Regions from separate parts of the Mus musculus genome. Here region 1 is linked to region 2. A link is a contact called in ENCODE Hi-C or POLR2A ChIA-PET data. All regions are on one chromosome and are shown on one strand. Each heading gives the region's core, a stretch centred on a gene start or an enhancer-like site at or near the end of the contact. The rest is flanking DNA. Distances are from core to core; before and after follow the strand shown.

Region 1 (2,970 bases), core at 177-2,676, 100 kb after region 2:
CAAGACTACACAGAGAATCCCTGGCTTGAAAAACTATAAATAAAGAGGCAAACAAAGAAAACCCCACACACTGCTCTTTCAGTCTGGAGTGTCATTCCCAGCTCCCTCCACCTCTGATTCCAGCTGCAGGGAATCCAAAACCTCTGCCTTCCAAGGGAAACTGCACTCACCTGCACACACCCACGCCCATGTAATTCAAAACAAATTAAGTATTAAGAAGAAAGAAAAAGAAAACTTACGACCCAAGAGAACAATGTCATTAGATTCTACATAAGGACCAAAGCAGAGGTCAATGGATTCAAGGCCAGCCTGGACAACGTCATGAAACTGTCTCAAAAAAATAAAAAAATATAAGTCAAAGTGCCCCAACAATGAGGAAAGAGAGGGTAAACATTTTAAAATAGTCATCTGCAATTGCGTACTTGGAAAAAGGGCTTCTTTGCAAATCTGTTTAAGAAGAACACAGCAGTGTTCAACATCAGACCTAAAACCAAAGGTGCAGGAAAAAGAGTAACAATTTGTTGTCTTGCCCTGAGAGATCTGTAATTAGAGGTTAGTTCAACAGTTGTAAGCCAGTGAAGCCAAATGTAAGCCAGTGCTGGGAAGGCCACTTAAATTCCATTTACAGGAGCTGCTCCAAGGGGTCTGAGTTCTACAAAGGTGAGTAACTAAACATATATGGGAAGATTTCCTGAAAGCTATGGCTAGTGACCCAGAAGCCCAGCAAGAAGACGCTTTGTAAACTTTCTGCTGTTGCAGAGCAGTCCCCAGAGTGGGTATCTAAGTTTCTCAGCCCAATGCCCACCATATGGTCGGCTACCTAGCAAACGAGGCTGAGGTTTGACAGGAATGGGGACCTTCCTGAGTGGAGAGGGTAGCCTCTGAAATGCAATTGCTGGGTATGGGGAAAGTCAAACTGATCGGGTAGTGGCTAGGATAAGTGGTTGGGGACATGTTGAAGTCGGTGTTCTGAGCTGGCGACCTCAGGAAAGCCATCGGCCCCATCTGTGGGGCTTCGCCCACGTAGCTGTTGCGTCGGAGGAACGTCCACCGGCGCGCGGGGCCCTCACCTCGCACGTCCGCCGCCAGCGCTCGCCAGGTGGGTGCGTAGCCGATGCAGTGGCCGCACCACGACGAGTGGAACTGCACCAGCCACGCGGCTGAGCTGTTGCCCGTGGCCGACCGCACGCTGCCGCTGTCCAGCAACCACACGGCGTCTGAGCCCTCGCGGTAGAGCCGCGCCCCGCCGCCCTCCCGGGGCCCCACTGCCGCCACCACCGCCAGCAGGAAGAGCAGCCGCGGCAGCCGCGCGGCTCGAAGAGACGGTGGCTGCCGCGCATAAGCTCCTGGATCCCGCGCCACAGCCCGGGCGGCAGCCATGTTGGGAGTGCCGCCGGCGCGTTGACCTTTCACCCTGGCAACCGGCGTCACGTGCTTGCGCGCGCCGGTCCCGCCCTAGGCACTAGCCCCGCCCCCGAATCCGCTAATCTTCCCAGGCACTACTCTTCGTTCTCGCCCCGCCCTCGTAATTTGACCCCCCTCCCCAGCACTGGTCATTCCAGGTCCCGCACAGCTCGCTTTTTTGCTCCGCCCCCGAACATTGTTCCCGCCCCAGAATGTAGGCCCCGCCTCATTCCTTAAGTCTGCTCCGCCCCTGTGCTCCTGGCCCCGCCCCTGCCTCTGGTCATTGGCCCTATCCCAATTAAAAAAAACTCTTAAAAATCTTAAAACCCGCAAGCAATTTTCACCTAGTGAAAGTCCTGGGCCTAAGTAGCCAGATTTAGCAAGGGGAAATAGCCCGTGCCATGTTGAATGTTGAGTAAACACCAGGCCAAGATTTTCAGTCTGAAATGCAGATTTAATAGGACAAAAACAGATCGAAAAAATATTTGCTATATGCCTGTATTTCTTATGTAGCATGAATCCTAGATTTTACATGCAACCTATGATTTTACCTGTCAACTTCAAACATCCACGATGATCCCTTGACCTTTTTATAACCCACATGATACAGTAGAACCACCTGGTAAAGTTGGCTGGCTTCCTGCTAAGATGGTAGAAAGGAGAGGTAGACCTGACTCTTCTTTTTTAGACAGGGTTCTAAGGCTGGCATGGAGTTCACTATGTGCCTGAATCTGTCCTCCTGCCTCCCTGGACTGGGATTACACATGTGCACCACCATGTCTGGCTTCTCCAATCACTCAGTCTACTTTCCTATGCTAATGTTCTGCTTTCTCCAAACACTAGAGAGAATATGTAATCTCTTCTACTTCCTGTTTGTCTACCTGATCTCTCACTGTACGGTTTTTCCTACTTCACTCCCTGTCAACTGGTCTCTTGTTCTTCCTCTTGACCTATTTAATATTGTTTACAATAAACCAGGCGTGGTGGCGCATACCTTTAATCCCACCACTTGGGAGGCAGAGGCAGGCAGATTTCTGAGTTCGAGGCCAGCCTGGTCTACAGAGTGAGTTCCAGGACATCCAGGGCTATACAGAGAAACCCTGTCTTGAAAAGCCTATCTATATCTATATCTATATCTATATCTATATCTATATCTATATCTAATCTATACTGTTTACAATAAACAGAAAGCTCATGGATTAAAGGTGTGTGCTAAGGGCTGAGCCACACCACAACTAGAAACCGGTTTTATTCTCAGTAAATAACACAGTCTTGGGGTTTACATTGTGATCAAATATCCTGCAACAGGGAGACATGGTTGGGAGACAAATACAGAGAAGCTATTTGATTTTTAATGGTCACCAGAGGATGAATAAGCAGGACAAGGGACCAGAGAGACTGGTAGGGAAACTGCCTGGGGGTAGGGTGGGGGGAGGCAGTCATGAGAGTAGGACTGGCTTCTTCTTCTTCTTCTTCTTCTTCTTCTTCTTCTTCTTCTTCTTCTTCTTCTTCTTCTTCTTCTTTGTCGTCGTCGTCGTCGTCGTTGTTTAAATTTTGAGACAGAGT
Region 2 (3,085 bases), core at 255-2,754:
GGACCTGGAAACCCATGTGCCTACTGGCTGTCAGTTGCCTGGCCGTGGGTATAAAGTTCCAGGTCCAAACAGGCAGCCTGAAATCCCTGGGGCTGTCTGAAAGACTAGCTCAGGCTGCCCAGGACATCAGGCTGTACCCTGCTCAGGAGCTCTGATGCCTCTCTTTTCTTCCTGGGGTGATCCTTGGCTGCCAACCCAAGTGTATGAGTATACCACTCACCACAGCACCCACTCCAAAGCCCGAGTGAGGGTCACCCAGGCTGAGGGTGACCACGGGGCAGGATGCTATTGGCTTGTCCAGAGGGTCAAGGGGCCTTAGTAGTGGCAGGGTGCACAGCCAGCCACACTCCTGATGGCAGTCCCTCCATATAGCACCAGCTACCTGGCAGGTCCCATCTCTTGGTGCCACCACAAGTGCCACTACCAAAAGCCTGGACTTGATTGATCTCTGTATGAATATTCATGCAGCATCCAGCAGGCTGTCATTAATATTCCAAGAATGAGAAAAGAATACCTGTCCTCATTTAATGAGTTAGGAGGGAGGTCAACCTGCAGCTCATGACTACTGCATCTACCTATGACTTCCAAGTTTGACAAGATGTCCACCCTACCCTCACTCCCACCCCCATCCCACCCTATGACTGATGACCCCTCAAAGTTCCCACCTACCTTACTGGCCATTGCCCTCCTGAGCAATCCGGCTCTCTCCTTCAGCTTCTGGCCAGCCTCACCCCACCCTTTTTTTCTAGCTTCCTCTGTAGCTCCAGCCCAAAGCCATGGCTCTCTCCCACCCTGCTCAAAACGCTTACCTACACCCATGGTCCCATTGTAACAAAATACCAATGGCTGTGCACCGACTCAGCAAGTTTGTTTTTAGGCCCCATGTTCTCAAGTAGGTGACACAGCTTTGTCCCTAGACCTGGTCAGTGGTTCCCACAGGCTCCCCTGTCCTGCCCAGGGTCCACAGTTAGAGACAACACCAGCCTGGAGTAACATCAGAAATAAGCTAGACTTCCAGGGAAGAGGGTAACTGCTTCATTCCCTGCTGTTCCTGTTGATAGAGGAGCCCCCCCCCCCCCCAGGCCCGGTGCTCTAGAGGTCTTGGGCTGGCTCAGGGCCAGCAGTTTAGCTATAACCCCTGTCCTGGGAGATTGTCACAATTGGCCCCACCAGAGATAGATGAGAACTCTGTCCCAGACTTCGGCTTCTGGGAGACTGGTCGTATCTGGGGGAGTAGCTGCTGTTTCTTTGGGATGAAATTTCCTAGGGCTGACAGTACCAGAGTCCTCAAAGCACAGCTCAGCGGCGCTGCACCCTGTGCCTCCCCCTGGGTCTATGGCACACTCCTATGGCTGCTCATCTGCCCGAGACTAGAAAAGCAGTGAGGGGGTGCGGTGGGGATAGGGGTGGGGTAGCTGGCCTGGCTGGGAAGGGTCACCTGGCAGCCTGTGCCCTTCAGTCTGCCACCCCACCCCCAGGCTCAGTGAGGGCCACACAACTCTGCCTGAGGCCCCATGTGACACAGCTGCCCAACAGGCCTGGGCAAGCAGCCTGGTGAGGTGGGGGAGGGGCGCTGGGCCCCAGATCGCTGAATCAGCTCGCTCTCGGCAAGGCTGCTGCTGGGGGGCAGCTCCCTCTTTTGGAAATTGTTGAGGAGGCAAGTCAGAATGCCGGGATTTCCGGAAAATCTCCCCTGCTTGCTTCAGCCTGGGACTGCGGCTTCCTGGGAGCTAGTGTCTCTAGAGGAAGGAAGGTTTCCTAGGAGGGCCGGGCAGAAGGGGACCGTTCTTTCTAAACCAGTCCAAAAACCGAGAAGAGAAAGGCACCCTCCTGCTGTGGATCTAGCACGTTTTTTTGTCCCCAGAAAACGCTGAATCAGCATGTGCAGGCGCCGCCGGCTCCCTCCCTTCCCCCTCACACGCTGGCAAGGACTGAGCCTTCCCAAGGTCAGGGGACATCAATAACCGCAGCTGAGTCTGTGGCGGCGCAGGTCTGTGCTCTGGGGTTGCCCCTACCATCTTTGGGAGTAGGGACCATCTGGCTCTCTTCCTCACACTACACTGGGAAGGTCACAGGTTCTGTGTTTGTTTGGGTCTCCATCAGGGACTGCAGAAGCTGCTACTTGGTACAGGGGCAACAAACGGGTGTTCAGAGCCACTACTTCAACCCAAGCCTGGGGCCCTGCAGCACCTCCCTTCTCATCTCTAGAAAACCCTAGCCACTAACCACTGCACCGGCACCCTTCTTATCACCAAAAAAAAAAAAAATAATAAATTATATATATATATTCTCCCCAGGGTTGTAGATAACAGTGTCCCTATCCCTACACCTCACAGGGCATCTCTCCATCTGTGCTTCCCATACCTGGCTGAACTTGCCTTCTCCAGTCCCCTCACCTCCACTCCTTCCTTCTTGGCCCTAGCTCCCAGCCATTTTGCCTAAGGACTAGTCCCAGGTCTTCATGGCACAGTCCCCACTCCTTAGATGCCCCTTTCTTGTGGTGGTGGTGGTGGTGAAGTGTAGACCCCTCCCCCAGGAAGACCCAGAACCCAGCTCCTGTCTCTCAAATTAACATCTAGCCCCCCCCTCCCCCCTGTGCTCTTACTGGGTCCCCTGAGCCAGCTCTAGCTGGGCAGCTCTGCAAACCTCAGAAAAGTCCTAGCAGCTGGATTCCTGTCCCTCCCTCCTCCCTCCCATCCACTGGGTAGTAGGCAGCCCCTTGCCTACCCTTTTTCACAAAGTCAGTTCACAAGGCTAGCCTAAAAGCTGTCCCTGTCCCTTTTTCTACCTCATGGGCTTCAAGGGCCTGGGGTACAGCAGCTGACCAAATGAGTGGCTTTATGACTGTTGACCGGTTTCATAACCAGCCATTGAGGACTTGTGTCTGCAGGTCCATTCTGTATATGCCCAGGTCTTCATTACCTCCCCTGCCCTTGACTTCCCCTGCCCTGCCCTGCAGCAGGCAGCTCATTCCCATTTTTATACTTTTATGTGCTGCCTTAATAAACAAACAAATCTGCTTGAAACAAGCATTTTAGCAGAATACCCCAGCCTGGGGAGTAGTTCTAAAGTGTCTCTACCCTGC

The links. A loop is a pair of places that touch in the nucleus more often than their neighbours do. ChIA-PET counts read pairs that join two places held with the same protein, here RNA polymerase II (POLR2A).
Region 1: POLR2A ChIA-PET joins it to region 2 with 23 read pairs in embryonic stem cell. The contact joins the promoter of Qsox2 here to the enhancer-like site in region 2. A Hi-C loop is called at or near these places in 1 of 37 maps with a recorded cell type or tissue (T-helper 1 cell). POLR2A ChIA-PET finds 5 or more read pairs at or near these places in 4 of 5 experiments (Patski and embryonic stem cell).

The regions. Positions count from the first base shown.
Region 1 is chr2:26,235,973-26,238,942 of GRCm38, forward strand. Qsox2 (quiescin Q6 sulfhydryl oxidase 2) reads right to left here and starts at 1,427. Exons shown (of 12, transcript NM_001302956.1): 1 at 1,071-1,427. The coding sequence starts at 1,380.
Region 2 is chr2:26,131,492-26,134,576 of GRCm38, forward strand. No RefSeq gene overlaps it. Among named protein-coding and RNA genes, the nearest start is that of Tmem250-ps, 7.5 kb to the right of the region's middle. RefSeq lists an enhancer at 792-2,232. Within about 2 kb of position 1,505, at least 2 of the 3 ENCODE cell types and tissues checked have a DNase peak (open chromatin) inside an H3K27ac peak, as active enhancers do.